Regions from separate parts of the Homo sapiens genome. Here region 1 is linked to region 2. A link is a loop called in an ENCODE intact Hi-C map of the cell type or tissue named here. Cell type or tissue: GM12878. All regions are shown on one strand. Links, peaks and the distances in the headings refer to the core of each region. The heading gives the core; the rest is flanking DNA. Region 1 has its middle 200 kb from the start of HTR2A. Region 2 has its middle 140 kb from the start of HTR2A.

Region 1 (9,002 bases), core at 338-8,337, 59 kb after region 2:
AGCTTACTCAGAACTTCAGAAATTAAAGATTTTTTTAAAAGCCACTTGCAATGGCTATATAGAGCCATCTGTCTGGAAGGGGGAAAAACAGCTAAGACTTCAGTACTCAATTGCTTATTATGAAAGGCATGCTATGGACTGAATGTTTGTGTCCCCCCCAAATTTATATGTTGAAGTCTGGATCTCCAAGGTTAATGGTATTTGGAGGCAGGACATTTAGAGGTTAATTAGGTCATGATGGTGGAGCACTCCTAAATGGTATTAGTGTCACTATAAGTGGAGGAAGAGACCAGAGCTCTCTACTGTCTGCCATGTGAGGTTACAACAAACAGTTGGTCATCTGTAAACCAGAGAGTAAGCCCTCACCAGACACTGGATTTGCCAGCACCTTGATATTGAACTTGGAATCCTCTAGGACTGTGGAGAAACAAATATTTGTGTTTTAAATCACCCAATCTATGATATTCTGTTATAGCAACACAGACTCCCTAAGATAGGCATCTTGTTTAATGTATGTTTTACCTTTCTCCAGAGCTTGGCCTCTAGGAGTTCTAGGATCTTGAATCTAAAGACTTGTAACTTCGAACTATTATTTTTATATGCATTTATTTTATCCTGATAGAAAACGCGAGGTTTCCAGATCAGAGAAAAGACCAAGTATTTACTTATAGAACATCACGTGAGAATTTCCCAGGCCCCAATCCTCCATGGGGCAGCATGGTGAAGACAGGTGTCATCTGAATTTTGGAGCTTACATAGCAGGTACTTGCACAGCTGCCACTCCTGTCATTCAGAGAGGGAAAGAGAATGAGAAAGAGAGAGTTAACACTTTTATTCCTTGGCATGTAAACAAACCCTCTCTATAAAAAAAGCCAGGTCCCTTGGCCTACTATCCTCTTAAATGTAAACAAATGACTAAATGACTCCAGGAGAAATAAGCCAGCGAGTCTTTCCAGAGATGTACTTTAATTTCCAAGATTTACCTTTATCTTCCAAGACTTGTTTGCCATTCAGCAACCCAGGCTACTAGTACTCTCTTGTTTAGGAAGCCCTAACCATACAGAAACAGAAAAATAATAGTTGCTTCTTGACACTAACGAGCTTATAGTGCAACTTAAATATCACAGGTGGTTCAGGATTGAGTATAATCAAAACATTAAAATGAATCTTTTGTTCCATTAAGAAGACTTTGCATGTGAAGAAAGTTTTGCTGCAGATGCTGAGAAATTCTACTGTTGCAAATCTACTGTATTTTTCTAGGAAGCTCATGCTCCTACCCTCTGCAATGACAATTTCATCCTCTCTCTCTCTCTCCTAAGACTTTCCATCTAGCACCACCCACCATTTTATCTAGTGACCTTATCTCATATATCACTAATGAAAATTCAAGCCATTAATAGTGTACATCCTCATCCTGCCTGGAAATCCTGCCATTTCCAAATAAACTCATATATTTTCCCTTTCACCTATCTCTCCTTTCTCTGCTACTGCAGCTAATTCACTACATATTCTCTGAATCCCTTTCATTTTGATTATCCTAAGGACATTCCTTCTTCAGGAGTCTTCTCTCTTTTTGGCATATTCAACTTTTTTCTCTCTAATACTTCATTCCAGTCACATACCATTCATCATTGATATTATATCCCCCTTCAATTACCATTACTCTTTGTTTAACTTCTCAGAAATGTTATCTATACATTCTATTTCCATACCTATATCTCTTTTTTGAAGCCTTCAAGTCATTCCATTCTTGCTTATCTTCATAAACAGCAAATGTTTCTTCCAAGGTCACTGGACACTTTCATTTTCCAAATGAAAGTTCTTATTCTGTATGATCTACCAGTAGCTCTCATCAAAGTTAATGTTTCCATCTTTGAACCATCTCCTAGGTGTCCAGTGACCTTATTGGATATCACTTATCTGTCATCTTTCCTTATCTCCTCCTACTAGACTTTAAAACTGGACTTCTATAAAACTTGGTACAGAACCACATTCTCTTGCTCTTCCTATCTCGAGATAATTTTATTAATTGTCAGGGCTCTAGATATCATTGGTATTTTGACAAATTATCTTCATTGAAGGTATCTCCTTGATGCTGTGTATCTTCACTTTGATATTTTATATTCACTTGAAATGTTTCCTGTTTCATCTTTATGTGGGTATTTTATAAATGCCTTCCCTCCCATCCCTGCCAACTGTTCCTCCTCCAATCTTCTCCAACACAGAAAATAATCCACCCAGCTGCTCAAGAAAGAATCCTGAGCATACCTCAAGTCATGATTATTTAATCTGAGTTTCTCCTAAGGATTTATTGTATATGCATGAAAGACAATAAATAATGTGCTTAGAACAATTTCCAAGTGATTAATTATGGCTGCATGTCAAATACAGAATAAAATGACGAAAGTCATACTTCAGTGGTCATTGTCACTATTAATACCTTAACACCTTTTTGCTTTTATGCAGAGCTGCATCCACTAAAATAAGTTAATATTCTACCTTTACAGACCCCTTTGGTAGAAAAAGCAGGTTCACAAGCCTATCTGGGGCTTACCCATATAATGACTTCTCTAAAATATCACTAATCAAAGGTATTATGCTTTCCTGACAGTTAGGATTCAAAGTGGTAAGATTTTCCTTACCTTAAAAATAAACATATGCCAGAGAGTGCAATGGCAGACAAGTCCAAAGTCAGGTTACATATATGTAATTATATATTTACAAAATCTTTTCATTAACCCATCGAGAAGAACCACATATTATTTACTACAGATAATAAAAAACATCTCAGGGGTTCATCAGTGTTGGAACACCAGTGGTTTTTTTTTTTTTTTTTTTTTTTTTGACCCTAGACAATATGTTGCCTCTGAATTATTTTGAAGACCAGGCTGTTTATTTACACCAAGAAAATTGGGACATTTTAACTATATCAGAACTTGGCAAAAATTTTGAAATAATACATGAGATTGGACTTAAGCAGTACTTATGGTAGTAATTTTAATTTTTAAGTTCTATTTCAATAGTGAAGAAAGTCTGTTAACTTTTTTAAATAATGCCTATGTTAACAAATAAGAGTTTCAGTGCTTATATCTTGCATGCAAAGTGTAAGATGCCTTCTCCCCTCCTATTTAATTTTTGAAGAACTTCTGGTTTTTAAAAAGAGAATTTAAAAAATCAAAATTGTGGACATAAGTAATGTGTGACTTCTCAGTAGTCAATCCATTAAAATCCACCTAGAATTTTAACAAGGATTTCAGTTTAGTAAACATTTATTAAGCATCTCCCATTAACTAGCACTGAAAAAGGTAACCTCACAATGTCAGTGTTAATAGCATGCATGATACAGCCCACCTGCTGGCTTTCTTGGCAGGCATTGCTAATTTTTAACTAGAGTCTTCACAATTCAGCTGCAGGTTTTTTGTTTTGTTTTGCTTTCCCTAGTCAGTTTCAATATAGGTCACTTTCATGCCAGACACATATTTACCATTTCAGTGTTAGCAGTAGCAAGATCTGTGAAGAATCTGAGATTTTATCTTACTTGAAAACTAATAGATTATCCTGTTAGCAGTTCATGGATGTGAGACATGAGACTCCTGGGTCAGAAACAAGGACTTTATTACTCATGGCATAGCAAGTAGGCTGAACATCAGCATATTTTATATTGGTTCCCTGAGACCGAATCCCCACGAGGCATTGTGAATAGGGCCAGATGATACCTACACATGTGGTTGGTTGTGTTAGAACAGAAGAACCCTGAGTTTAGGGAACCCAAAACTTTTATAATGAGAAACCAGCATGCCTGCCCTTTGCTTCAGATGGAGACACTATTTCTATCTTTCAAGGTTGTTTCTACGTAAAAATTCTTGAAAAGATATTCTGTAACAGGGTCAGTCTGTACCTCTGCTCGTAAGACAAGTAGAAGCCCAGAATACTCAGGCAGAATTATCCCCCACAAGCAGATAGAACATTTTACCTCTTTAAATGAGACAGGAATAATATAGGGTGGTCACAGGAGAATAAAAACTTCCAGGTGGCAGTTTCACGTAACTAGAGGCTACAGGCTCATAATACCCTGAAAAGCAGGGTGTGGACCAAGCTGGCTAAGACTGACTGGACCCAACATGGTGCTTGATTTGACTTAGGTTTCACCTAGGACCTCAGTATATGTTCATTAACATACTAAATCAGATACCCAACAGCGCCATGACAGTTCTGAGAATACCTATAGTTAGTGTTAAAATGGGTGGCACTACAGTTCTGAGAAATCTCTACCTTTTCCCAGGAATCTTCACGAATATCTTACCCCTTGGTTAAAGAAACCCATAAAGGTAGCAGCTCCAAACCCTTCTGTGAGTGACTCTCTCCTGCATATGCCTGCACTCCCTTTCTTGAGTATGTACTTTTTGCTTTGCAATAAATCTCTGTACTTCCACTCTTTTCTAACTCATTTTTGAATTCCTTTTCACAATAGTGTCAAGAGCCTGGACACTAGCTGGGGGTAAAGATCCCAGAAGCATTTGGGGACCTTCCCCAGCTCACCAGTATCCAGTGTGAAGGCTAATCTCAGGATTTAATCCTCAACATATGTCATTCATTCTTCAGAAATAAGTAAGGTGATTGAAATTGTTTCAACTTAGCAGATGAATTAATCAAGTCATTTCTGCATACAACTAAGAACCAATCTAAGCAACTAATTTAATGTGAACTAATCAAAGTTAATAATCTTTAGTTTTCTGTTGGTATACAGGTACTGTATATCTAGATTAGGGTCAGGTATCTTTATGGTATTAAAGAAATTAATCAGTATAAAGATCATTTTAACAGCTTCGTTTATTCTCTGTGCTGACCAGTCCTGCTATTAAATATAGAGATCAGTTTTGTTCCCTTCAGATATTTATTTGTTCTCTGCAGATTATTTCTCTTTAGACATTATATTTATTTAGTATTTTAAAAATATTTTTATAGATATTTTCCAATATACACAAAAGTAGAGAGAAGAGTATAATGAACCATATGTGTACATCACCCAGGTTAGTCAATTATTAACTCATGGCCAATCTCATTTTTCTCTCTTTCTCTACTACTCACTTCCCCTGGACTACTTTAAGAAATCTCAGACATTGTATCAATGTATTTGGGTGAATTATTTTCAAGATAAGGCATTTCTGCTCTTCTTCTCTTTTTTGCCTATTCATTCTGATAAGTTTATTCTTGTGTGTGTGCCTATTTGGAAATTTGCTTACACAAATTGTATGTTTGAATCTTGTTTGGGTCCTTGACATGCAGGTATACTATGCTGTATTTCTGTTTTGTTTTTATTCTTTAACAGTAGTTTCTTTATTTTTATCTATGAAAATGTAAGTCTCAATATGATCAAATTTGGGCACCGAGGGAAGAACTTCTGTGGCTTGATTTCTTTTCCTTTTCCTTTCTTTCTTTCTTTCTTTCTTTCTTTTTTTTTATAAAGACAAATCCTATTTTGGGTTAATTTCCTTTTAACTAATCAAAAATGTTCATATGCCTTCTTCATATATTCACTCATAAGATATGTGGCTATGAAATGACTTTAGATTTGCTAGAACAACTTGTATATGTACAAATTCCTATATACTCCTCTAACTGATCATTTCATCCAAGCTATGAATCATTCTTCTTGTTTTCCTGCAAGCCTTTCCAGTTTATCTACAGCTTTACAAATGAGTTGCCAGAAGATGAAAGAAGAGCTTAGGCTCCAAAATAGAGCTGGCCCCATACTGTGTAGAGACCCAAGTTTATATGCGGAGAAAGAAAATTGGTTGCTAGTAGAGCTTCCAATTTGGTAGAACTCTCCAAATTCATATCTCAAACATACAAAGTAGGGTTTCCTTTAAACTTGATAGGATTCTCTTAGGAGACAATGATTTGTCTATTACTATTTAGGTGCTAATTCTTAACATATGTACATTACCTTAAATTTATGGTTCAGATACTCTAGCTTCGTAATGGATAAGGTAACTGTACTGTGGATAGGATGAACAGGAGATGGTGAAGCAAAAAGGAAAGCATCTTTATTTAGGGCTGAGGTTGTTGATGGTATCAATCGCCATAAAGTAAATAAATCTGTGTAAAATAAATCTCTCACAGATTGGAATTGCTAAACAAGAGGAAAGAACCAAGGAAGCCTAAAAGGTAAAAATGAGTGTTTGTCAAAGCTGGGAGCTCAGGATACAAGTCTGGAGTAGTGACAATTCCATGGTGCCTGCCTTAGGGAATCAGATAAATTTTAGGGAAAGAAGAAAGTCATGGCTACTGCAGCCTTGCACAGCGGCACTGATGTGTGGCCATCACAAGATCAAAAACAAAACAAAAATGTTGGTGGCCTTACTTTGTTAGTGTTTTTAAAAATCCCCTGGTGTTGTTTGGTTGGTTTATAAACAGCTGCTCTGGATGCTGCAATTCTTTTTCTGGTGAAGCATAGCGAGAACATTAAAAAATTTTATTTTATTTTAGATTAGAAGTATACGTGCAGGCTTCTTACACGGATACATTGTTTAATGGTGGGGTTTGGGATTCCAGTGTACCCATTGCCCAAATAGTAAACATTGTATCCAACAGGTAATTGTTCAACCCTCACCTCCCTCTCAACCTCCCCTCCCTCTCAACCTCCCCTCTTTAGAGTCCCTAGTGTCTGTTTTTTTTCCATCTTTATGTTCATATATACCCATTGTTTAGCTCCTACTTATATCAGTAACTTTAATGGCATGCTGTAGTCATTGAGCGAAATATGTTTTTTTAAGTTTTCAAAGTATTTTCATATGTACAACTGTTAAGTCCCTAGAGAGAAACTCCAATAAAAATTATTTTACATTTACAAAACAGTGGCACTTTAGAGTATGACTTAATTTCCTCCTCTTACGTCATTTTAGTTAGGAATTTTAAGAAAATGACTTTACTTGTCCATCCCAATATCTTTGGTAACATGTTATCTATAGCACACTTGTTGTGCATGATTCATGTGTTAATTATACTTATTTTTTTCCTAGCTCACCACAGAAAACATTCCTGAGATGAACATTTTCCATGAAAATCGATTAGCATTTTAAAATCTCATGTGTTACATTTTTATCTTTTATTCCTTCTCCCAGAAAAACACAACAATATCTTTAAATGGAATATTAAAAGCTTCCTTTTCGGAGAACATCAGCAGTATTTCTCCAATAGCTTGTAATAATACTAAGTAGGAAAGAACAGTGCACTGAATCACAGTCTTGCACTGTTATACAATCACTTAAGGTCAGTTACATAAGGAAATAGATAAATAAAGCAAAAGGAAACTTGTATCACATTTGTGAAAAATGCCAAGCTACATAGAATGGAACTGGCACTCAGTTAACAGTTGGCTTTATTCAGGGTCTTATTGATGACCCATCGGCCTTGCAGGCTATTCATGAAGTGAGCTCTTTTAGGTTACTTATGCCTTATGATTACAGAGCAAATAAGAGAAGAAATTCATTTCTAGTAATTAAACATGATATTACTAATTTCTTAAAGGCTTTACTAGGTCTCAAGATCTTGAAATGTCTGACTTTTAAAAAATAAAAGTGAAAATCCAAGATGTGAAAGAATCCATTTCAAAAAATAACAATTTATTAATTTTTTTCAATTTTATTTTAGATTTGGGGTACATGCACAGGTTTGCTACCTGGCATATTGCATGATGCTGAGATTTGGGATATGAATGAAAGGATCAGTTTTGATAGCCCCCTCTCTACTGACATTTTATGAGCAGGGAACTAGTGAGGAAGAATAGAGACATCACTAAATTTGGACTTAGGAAATATGATCTTGGGTCCCAGGCTTCTCTTATTAATTCTGTGATTTTGGACAGGCCACTACTTAACCTCTTTGGGCCTCAGTTTCTCTTTATAAAATGTAGACAGTATTCCCTGTCCATGTCAAAGGGCTGTTAAGCAAGCAAAATGAAACAATACATGTTAAAGTGCTTTGTAAAAGAGTGTTACACAAATATAAAATGTTTCCATTCTTGAGTTTCTTCCTAATAAGGCACATAAAGAATATATTCTGGAGGAATAGGGTTTGGGTAGTCAAGAATTTGGACATAATCTTTTGTAAGTCCTGCTCTTGATCATGATCCTCTCAGTTGCTAAAGGGATTAAGTTAGACACTTACAGAGGTGTAGTTTTTTCAACCACTTACATACACTTCTCAAGAGATCAGAACAATTGTTCCATCTCTTCAACAATCTGAAAGAAAAAGCTATGACCCTTTGTTTTCTAAGGGCCAAATATAGGCCATGTAACAATTAGATTTCATTTAACTGTCAAGAACACCCAGTTTCACACACAATTAAAAGAGAATCTGGAAAGATGCATAATGGACCGTTTGTTGGAGGGGAATATTTAACCTTATACTGATTGTATTTAAATCATGCATTTTGTTTAGAATTCAAGAGGGTATTATCGGGGTAGTGAGAACTGAGGAGAACAGGAGATTCTTTAATTGCTGCAATTCTTTATTTACTTCCTTTCCAGGGCTGTGCAGATGGATTCAATGTAGAGATCAAAGGCAAAACCTTTATAAGGCATATAAACTGAAATTACTTTTGCACCAACCTAATAGTTTATGTCCATTTTCAGAAGGGCAAGAGGGGAGCTTTAAGAGGCTAAATGACATATTAATTTATTGCACTGAAAAGTGGGATCTTGGCTGCTTATCTTAAAGCTGTATCTGACAAATATAAAATAGAGATATAAGACCGTTAGAGGAATGGTAGCAAAAAAGTTCCCCCACTTAGTAATGACCAGCTAAATATTCATGTAGCAAACATTTGGCCTGAATTATACTGATAATTGCATCAGTCCTCTATTTGACTTTGCATGTATAAACAAAGACTGGTAAATCTAATCTAGACATCGGAACCATGTTGCTGAGCTTACAGCTATTTATGTGCTTTAAGGCACTGAACTAAACATCCCATTAAGCCTTTGAAGGTTTAAGAATGG
Region 2 (9,002 bases), core at 722-8,721:
ACTCTTTGCTCTTTCTAGTTTCTAAAATGCTACGAAGGAAAGAGAAGAAAACTAACATATACTGAGCACTTACCATGTGCCAGACATTATGCTAGTGCTCTTGTATATATACTTTTGCCCTATTTTACAAAAAATACTGTTTTCATTTCATTTTAATGCAAACAGATTGTAAAGCATGTGAGCCCCCACATGAAGTCTGTTGCTCTTAGAATATTTCCAACTAGATTCTTCTATTCTCTATTCCCCGCATCTCTCACTGCCCTTGGTGTGTGTACCTAAGCAGTGTTTATTAAAGTGTGTATTTTTAAAAAGGGAATAAATTTGGCATGTATCACTATAGGCTTATGCATAATTAATTCTGAATAAGCTGAAAATGGAGCTTAAAATGGATGAAACTTTTAACATTTGGAGTATTAGCTAAAATGGGTATTTAAAAAATTATGGCTTTTCATGAAGCCATACAAGCCTCAGAGTATAGAGTCATAGAAAGAAATGGACTTAGGAATCAGACAGGGTTTTTATTTCCAGCTATCCTCGTAGGTGTGGGACTTGAGTTAACCTTTATAGCATTGGTTTTCTCATTTTGAAAAGGAAAATAATATGTCATAGAGTTTTTATGAGAATTAAAGAAAATAAGGTATGTAAATATATAATACACATGGTTTGTCCTATTTTGACACTTTGAAAATGATCATTATTAAATGTTCTGCGGCACATCTTGAATTTTTGTATTTGAGGCTATTGTCTTGAGATCAAAATATTAAAATTTTTGCTTGGGTAGTAGTTCTGCTCTAAAGTTAAATTATATGTTTCCTCTTTTGCTGATTTAGAGCAGCTTTTAACATTTCCTAGAGGCATGTTCCAGAGCTTGGCATTATAGTTAGATTTTTTTTTCTCTGACAGATATATCTTATTCTAAAAAATAATCTGGAATTGTATCCTTGTCTATACAACTCAATTTTAAAACAAAAAATCTTCCCTTTCACTCTGCAAATACAGCACATTTAACAGAAAATAGAGGCAATTAGGTAAGCACTCCTTCACTTTTCCAGCACCAGTTTTGCCAGCCCACCTTTTTCTGTTCTCACAGGGTGTACTTTCTTCTCTTTACAATGGGGGTTTATTCTTGCTGTTCAGACCAGCCTCTCCGCAACTCCTCCCTTCTTCTTCATGGATTTATTATTGCAGTGGTATCTGCTTCCTCTTCCATCACCAGTTTCTATCTCTCTATTTGATCCTTCCTCAGTAATATTTGCCTCAGTAATATTTGTATTAATATTTTGACTACACATCTTCCTCCTGCAACTGCTTTCTTTCACCTCAAACTCCTCTGCAGAGTTGACTCTTCTTTTTCTGCTTGTCTTCTTCCACAGATCAGCCCAATGAGGCATTTCCTTCCAGCTCTCCCTGAAACTGGCTATTGTGAAGGACACCCGTTATCTCAGCATGCCAAACCCTGTGGGTAATTCTATGTCCTCATCCAACCTGGTGTCTCAGCAGCATTGACATTGTGGGCCATGACCTGCTTTTCAAAGCACTTTCTAACTACCTGTCCTTTTGTGACTCAACATTTTTCTATTTTCCTTCCAGTTTACTGGCTTCTCTCTCATTCTTTTTTACTAGTTTCTCTTTCTATACCGAACTGCTAAATTTTTGAAAACTTCAGACATTCTTTTCCCCTATGACTCATATCTAGTGTCCAGACAATCACTTGCAGCCAGCCTCTCTTTTTCTCTTAAAATCTCCTCTCTTCCCATTTCTCATTTCTCTTTCCTCTCCTTAAGCTAATGAGCTTTTTTTGAGTACCTTCTATTTCTTCCTGGGCTCTGGGCTAGGCACTGGAGTTACCAAGGTGAATAATACACATTCCTTGTCTTCAAGCAATGCGTAGTCTACTAGCAGTCTATATTCTTTCTAGAAAGTATTATGAAGAATTAGAGTTGCTGTGATTAGGCTATTGGTCGTAACAGAAGGGGTACAAAGGACAGAGTGGGTGCGGATGGGAATCATGGAGAATTTCCTCTCTGATATAGGAATGGCTCACACCATTCTTATTCCAAACCCATAACTTGCATGGAAGAAAATAAATTGAAGATCACACCTAAATTTTTAAAATGTGATCTTTCAGGTGCCAAAAAAAAATGCAACTGTTTCAAACCACGTGAGTTTTAAAACATGAATAATAAGCCAAAAATGTTATAAATGAAATATTATAAATTCCCTTAATTTCTTTAATTTTTATTTTTATCAAAGTGGCACATATCCGTAATTTTAAAGTCAGATGGTTCTGAAAGGTCAATAGTGAAAAACACAGAAGTGTGTTTTTCCTATTTATCTGTTCCTTTTTCCTAAAGATAACCACTTTCAACTAGTTTAGCTACTTTTTTGGGTGTTTATAGCCATGTTGTAAAATAACTGATGTTTTTACATTGATTTTTTTTCCTATTTAAATATCCTATGTGCTGGATAAAGAGAGAATCCTCTTACTTGCTCCTCCAATCCACACATATATTCTTCCCTAATTCTACCAGCGATAACTTTTAGTTTTATCTTACTCAGATTTTATATTATCGTGACTCTGACATTTCTTCACAACTAAGACCTGTAGTATACTATTATTGCATTTCCTTTCTTGTATATTTTCCTTGATTTTAATAATTACATTTTAGTTTATTATCTAATACAAATTGTGGCTGACTGCCATGGTTACTGCTTGAAATGGTGACTACAGCAGTTACTTCTGTTACTGCTTGAGACCATCATTATAGCAGTTTCTACTGTTACCACTTGAGACTGTCATTACCACTGAAGGAAGGGATGAATGTAGAAATGAAAACTTAAGACAAAAGAAACTATTTTAAGGAAAGGCAACATGGGGAGAAGAAGAGAGCTACCTGCTTCTAGTGAGCAAAGGCAGCCCTTCGTATTTATTGGGTAACAAGAGCAGGGGGAGGAGGTAACGATTGGTTCACTGCTTAATTGATCAAAGGTTCATATTGTTACTAACAGGCTTCAATTATGCCTAATCATAAGAAACACTTGTGCCTGGGTCTTGACTGCCCTCAGCAGTCCTTCTGGGTGGCATACGCAGTTTGTCAGTTTGCCAACATTCTGCATTTATGACAAACAGTTTGCTACTTACATAGCCTCCAGTGGTATACTGAGTTGATCGCAACCCTCACTCTTTCAGCCTCCAACAACAAATTCACCCCAGGACTCTGCTAGAAATATAATTCCCCACTTTGTGTGTTCAAAGACACTATATATTCCTATAAATTTAATTTTCTTGCTGACTTCATCCTTGGAGTTCTCTACATCTGCTGGAATCAGGACCAGGCCATCTCTAGGCAGTTGCACAGCTTTTGTCCTGGGATGTCCCTGCACCATCATCCTGGGGTAGCCTTGGTCTCTCTTCTTTGTATTAGTTTCCCTGGTTTCTGCATCTCATGTTGTTTTCTTTCTTTATATCCCTGTTAAGGCAGAACACACCCATCAGTAGTTTCTTGAGGGAGGATGCAGGAATAAGTTGTCTGAGACCTTTGCTTTTTTCAACCCCTACAATTAATAATTTTCCTTTGTAGGGAAAATTAGATTGGGATTACTTTTTCTTGAGAATATTTAAATCATTGTCCCATCGTCTCCTAGCTTTCAAGATTGCAGTGAGTCATTCTGATTCCTCTTTGGCTAGGACCTACTTTTAAAGAATGAACTCTGGGGAATCTTCTTTCTCCCTTTACTCTGGAATTTCACTGGGAAGGTCCTTCTCTGGGTTTTCTCTTGTCTCTTGTGCTGGGCACTCAGTAGGCTTTTCAATCTGAAAATTTTTATATTTCAGTTCTGGAATTTTTTCCTGAATCATTTATTTGATTTATATGTTTATTAATTTTCTTTGTTTTCTGTTTTTGGAATTCCTATTATTTACATGTTTGTCCCTTGGCTAATTCCCTAATTTTCTTACTGCTTCTCTTTTGTTGTATTTCCAAGCTCTCCTTTTCAGCTACTTTCTGAATAATTTCTGCAACTTTACTTTCTACCTTCTCTGTAAGGCTTTTTTTTGCCTTTCTGCTATTGCATTTTTAAATTCCAAAATCTCTCTTTTGTCCCAGAATGTTCCATATTTGTAATATCCTTTTTTTCATGGTTGTTTTATCTTCTTTCATCTGTCTGAAAAATATGGATTTTTGATTTGTTTTCTTTTCTCTGCAATGTCTATGTTTCTTACCATTTCTTTTCCCTGATAGATTCGACCATTTTCTTTTTTGTTTTCTCTTTGGTTGATTGTATTTCCTTGTGGAAGATTTTCAGTGACCTGTCTGGTAGGTACAAGTCTGGCTGACTCTGTTCTGGGATCTGAGTTGGGAAAGGGGATGAGAGTATCATCATTCCATGAGTAGATTTTTCACTTAATCTAGCAATGTTCAGTTTGGCAGCCCTGCTCCTATGCCCAGTGCCCCCTAGAATCCCTCAATTCACGCTATTCAGAGAGAACATTTTCTAACTTTTGTTGAGATTGGACAGGGTATCTAACGTCTTTTTAAACAGATTTTTAACCAATCACCTCTGCCTTCACACTCCTTTAAGAGGTACCAGGTAACTTTAATTTCTGAACACTTCTGGAATTTGAGGTATGCACTGGCTAGCTTTTGGGCCTCCCTCCCCAGCCAGTCTCGGTTTTCGATTTTTCAGGTTTGCTAAATCATTTACCACTTATCCATCTGATTTCTAGCTTCTCAAATTGTGTTGCTGTTGTTTCCTCTCTTGTTCTGTTTGTCCTTGAGGATTTATGCCTTTAAAAATGCTACACATTTATTTTAGAGGAGTTTAGAGAAGGAAATCAGGTTAAAAATGTGTGTTTAATCTTCCTTTTTAAACCTGAAGCCCATCAATTTAATCAGTTAAGGGGAGACTTAAAAGAGGGGCAGAAATGACACACCAAATAGAGCAGTGAAAGTAAAACTGAGACAGAAAGGAGGAAGCAGTCACCAAGAGGACATACAAAAGTGGGGAGAAGGAATGAGACCTAGACTGAGGAAGGGCACAGCAGAGACGTTCATGTCTAAAACATTGACTTGATTCATTCATTTCTTTATTCATATATTCTCTCATGCAATGGAAGTTTCTCTTGAGCCATTGTGTTAGGAACTCTGATAGATGTTGCAGATACCAAATATATGAGTGGAAGGTAAATCAGCAATTGTTACTAATTCCTAACAGTTACTGAGCCCCTAAAGGGCTTATAGTCTGCTATCTTCAGATTATTTCAACTCAAAAATATTTATTCAGAAACTAGTGAGAGTCAGGCATTCTTCTATGTGATAAAATACTATTAATTTTATTCTGTAACAGCCTCTAATGTGTTGATTTGTTGATTACTCACTTCTCACATCTCTTTTGGTGTTCATTATTGTTAAAACCAAAACAGATTCCAACAATAATGTCTGTGGAATCCATTCAAAGGTGAATATGTAGTGTTATGCATTTGTATTCTTATGCTAATATGCTTGTATCTATAGTGTGACCATAAAGTAATAAAGAGATTTCTTGTGTTACTTACAGACCTCTATCTCTTAACTTGCGGTTACTTACAGAATATTTGAATATTTTCAAGAGCAACTAGGTAGACCTCATGAAAAGACTTTTACATACTGAAGTATTCATATGGCTAAATCACTGGAGATTTAGAACAACTTATGGTTACAAAATTAGGTAACAAAATAGATTAAATGTATCAAATGTCTACCATGTGTCAGACACTCTTTTAAGTGTTGTACCTGTATTAACTCATCTATTCTTCAAAGTAAAGGAGGTTCTATCTTTATCCCCATTTTAGAGCTAAGAAAACTGAGATAGAAGATTAAAAGACAATTGGAGAAGACATTTGTAGAGTACCTATACAATTTCCTCTATTGGAATTGATCCATCTGTTTTGACTGTTGACCTCATGGATGGTCACTGAATGAGCATCTGAAAGACCTCCTTAAGAAAAGATCCCAGAAAACTGCAGTGGTATCCAGGGAGGCTGGCAGGCTTGCTAGGTTTTTGTTTACTCATTTGTTTGTTTGCTTTAGGGTTAGATTCATATTGATGACTGAGTAGCTTGATAAGCGTAGGAGGACTAAAAAATTATGAACCTTTGAAATGTTTAGAACATTTAAAGAATAATTTAGTGTGTCAGAGATTCTCAGCCCATTATTCAAAACAACTTATCAGCAGATTTTAAGGGGAAGGAACTGTTTGCATTGCTATTATACAAAGAGGCCTTTAAATAATTGTTGCTGGTGCTCAAAATATCTGTTTAAACTCAGTTTATATATTTCTACATATTCTACTATCATTTTCTCATAAAGCTTATTAGTGATCATGATTACAAATGAAGATGTAGTTCCTACTGCTACTGATTTTGGCTTTATTTGCTTGTATTATCACTATTTATAGTAATCAATGGTCATGCAGGCTACTAGCTGGTGATAGTCCATTCAAGCGGCTAAGAAAATCACAATGGCAAATGCATTGCTTTCTGGTTAAATGAGGCAGTACAAATGAGTCATTAGTTATAGCCTCCTAGATAACATATGGTTCCAAGGAATCTCTGTTTAACCTCCAGTTTCAAAAGATTATTCAGAATTTCTTCCCTTCCTTGGTGGCTAGTCTGTAGAATAAAAACTAGTCTGAGTTTGAAACATAAATCCATAGCTTATGTGGTGCATAAAAATGTGTTAGAAGGTTTATTAATCAGGGGGTTTCTGCACTGGTGGGTAATGTTTTTTGCATACTCTTAGAAATCTGTCATTCTCTTATACACTAATCTCTGTGTGTGTTTAAAGTGGTCATCTTAGGCTTGCTAGGGTTAAGATCACTTCCATTGGTATTTTCATCTGTAAACACCAATAGTAAACTATCCCTATTTGCGAGTCAGTGTTTAAGTAGCCTAATAATTAGACCATACTAAAAAGGATCTAGGATTTTGTATATGCCATTGCATCTAAACTCTATCACCTTTCTTACATAAACCAGGTCAGTTTGTGTATCTCCCATTTTTTTTTAAAACTAACTTTGTGACCTCAAACAAGTTTCCTAGCCATTCAAGGCCTCACTTTTATCATGTGTTAAATGGAGATGATAACGTATCTGTCTTATAGGATTATGTGAGAATTAAAGAAAGTAGAATTAAGGCAAATAAAACATTATTGGGCCGTAGGAATCACTTAATAAACATTACTTCTGTATTACTCCCAATTTAAAAAGTGACAATTTACTTTCAACTGACATGTTTATTTTGAACATGAAAATACACAAAAATAGTCCCTTCTTTAATATTCGCCTTGAAGTGCATTCTGGATGTTTATTCTGTGCTTTCATGCCAGTTCTCTGTGGTAAGAGGCAGAGATGATTCAACCTGAATAAAACAGCCTTGAGGGTTTGTGGAATCCAGTATTAATGATTCAAGCTCCTATCATTACACAGTTGCAGAGATAGCAAAAGTTGTCATTACGTGAAAACCTTCCTCTGTTGAACTGAAATCTTATGAGTCCTGTTTCTTGCATCTTCCTGAATACAACACAAGCAACCACCCCCATCCATTGTAAAAATATCTGTGTAGAAGAGCCTTGTGGAATGTCAGGTACTGTAAGCATCTGGAAATTCAAATGCAGATAGAGTAGAAATCAATTGCAAAATGAAATCTCCTATCTTAGTGGAAGGAGTTTAGAGTTTATGAAATTAATAAAAGTGGTTAGTCAAATGAAAAGTCACTGATAGTTGAAAATATAGTAGACTTAGGCTATTTGATAATTGAAGAGAAATGAAGCAATGGATTAAAATAATCATTTGAATACAAAAGGATTAAAAGACCCTTGAGAAAACTGAAGGAGCTCTCAATTTTTTTCATGAAGCATGTCTCTTTATTATCAACTTGCAAGAGTCAAGTATAAATTAATTAGTACTTTTGTTTGAAAAAAATCACGCTCAGATACTTGATTTAGTTCTAAGAATTAGTGCACAGTTACAGTTACAATAAAATAAGTGGGTTAAATATGAGATAATAAAGGAATTTCTATAATTTGAGTTCCTTTTTTTCAGTATATAGTTCCAAGCAAATCTTATTAATGTCTTTTCAATGGATTCACATTTAACAAAGACCTTTGTGAAATATCTGCCATCTTTTAGGTAAAGCAGACATCCAATACAAGCTTCTAACATATTTCTTGGAGCCTATCTGCATAGTCAGAAATTATGCACCCCGAAATTCTTCCACACGGTTTATTTAAACAATTGCTGAGAGTGAAAAGAAAATTCATTTTGTTCTTGTGCTTCTGGATTCTTAAGTACCATCTTCCTGTACTTTCAATTTAAATTACCCTCAGATAGTTTTTCACCCCTGCCTTAACATGCCAATTAATATTCTGGCTATTACTATGTCACTCGCCTCAGAAGAAAGTTTCTGTCAAGCCCAAATTAAGTTACTGAAGATATGAAATTAAAACAAAACAAAATCATGGCTAAAAAAATATAAACCTTAACAAATAGTAAATTCCTGCTGAAGGCAGAAATAAAATGTACTCTATTTGAGATCAAAATTTACTATTACTTTGCAAGAATGTCAATTCCCAGTTCAGCTCTAGTCAAGTGTATGAAATAAATCGTTTCAGAATTTCAATGTTAATTCCTCTAGCACATACTGACGAAAGGGGAAAAAAATAACTATTATCATAAAGTTTCTGTTTAGGTGATTCCGTAGTAAGTTGATGATGATCACAGCTATGTTGCTTTTTGGAAGCTTGGAAATGTTTGTGCATGGAATGCAATTGGTAATTAATCAAGGAAGTGATATCTCATTAGGTTTCTAAAACTCACTGTTCTACTTGTATGCTCAATGCAATCCTGTCTTTTTCCTTCCAGAACCTGACTCCAAAAACCTCTCTAACCACTCTGTCTTTCCCAGTTTCTGCTATAGCCACCACTTTTCTTCCTTCTTTTCTTCCTAGGTTCTCTCTCTTAGTCAT

The links. Hi-C counts contacts between places; a loop is a spot of excess contacts. Peaks named below come from ENCODE experiments on the same cell type or tissue, not always from the same donor. Only the 100,000 strongest peaks of a DNase experiment are listed, where the experiment ranks them.
Region 1: a loop joins it to region 2, with 2.8 times the contacts of the local background. A loop is called at or near these places in 1 of 110 quality-filtered maps.

The regions. Positions count from the first base shown.
Region 1 is chr13:47,091,538-47,100,539 of GRCh38, forward strand. No RefSeq gene overlaps it. Among named protein-coding and RNA genes, the nearest start is that of HTR2A, 200 kb to the left of the region's middle. In GM12878, for the core only: no CTCF peak of the experiment used is centred there; a DNase peak (open chromatin) is centred at 3,434.
Region 2 is chr13:47,031,859-47,040,860 of GRCh38, forward strand. No RefSeq gene overlaps it. Among named protein-coding and RNA genes, the nearest start is that of HTR2A, 140 kb to the left of the region's middle. RefSeq lists an enhancer at 4,895-4,994. In GM12878, for the core only: no CTCF peak of the experiment used is centred there; a DNase peak (open chromatin) is centred at 4,943; H3K27ac peaks cover 1,088 bases.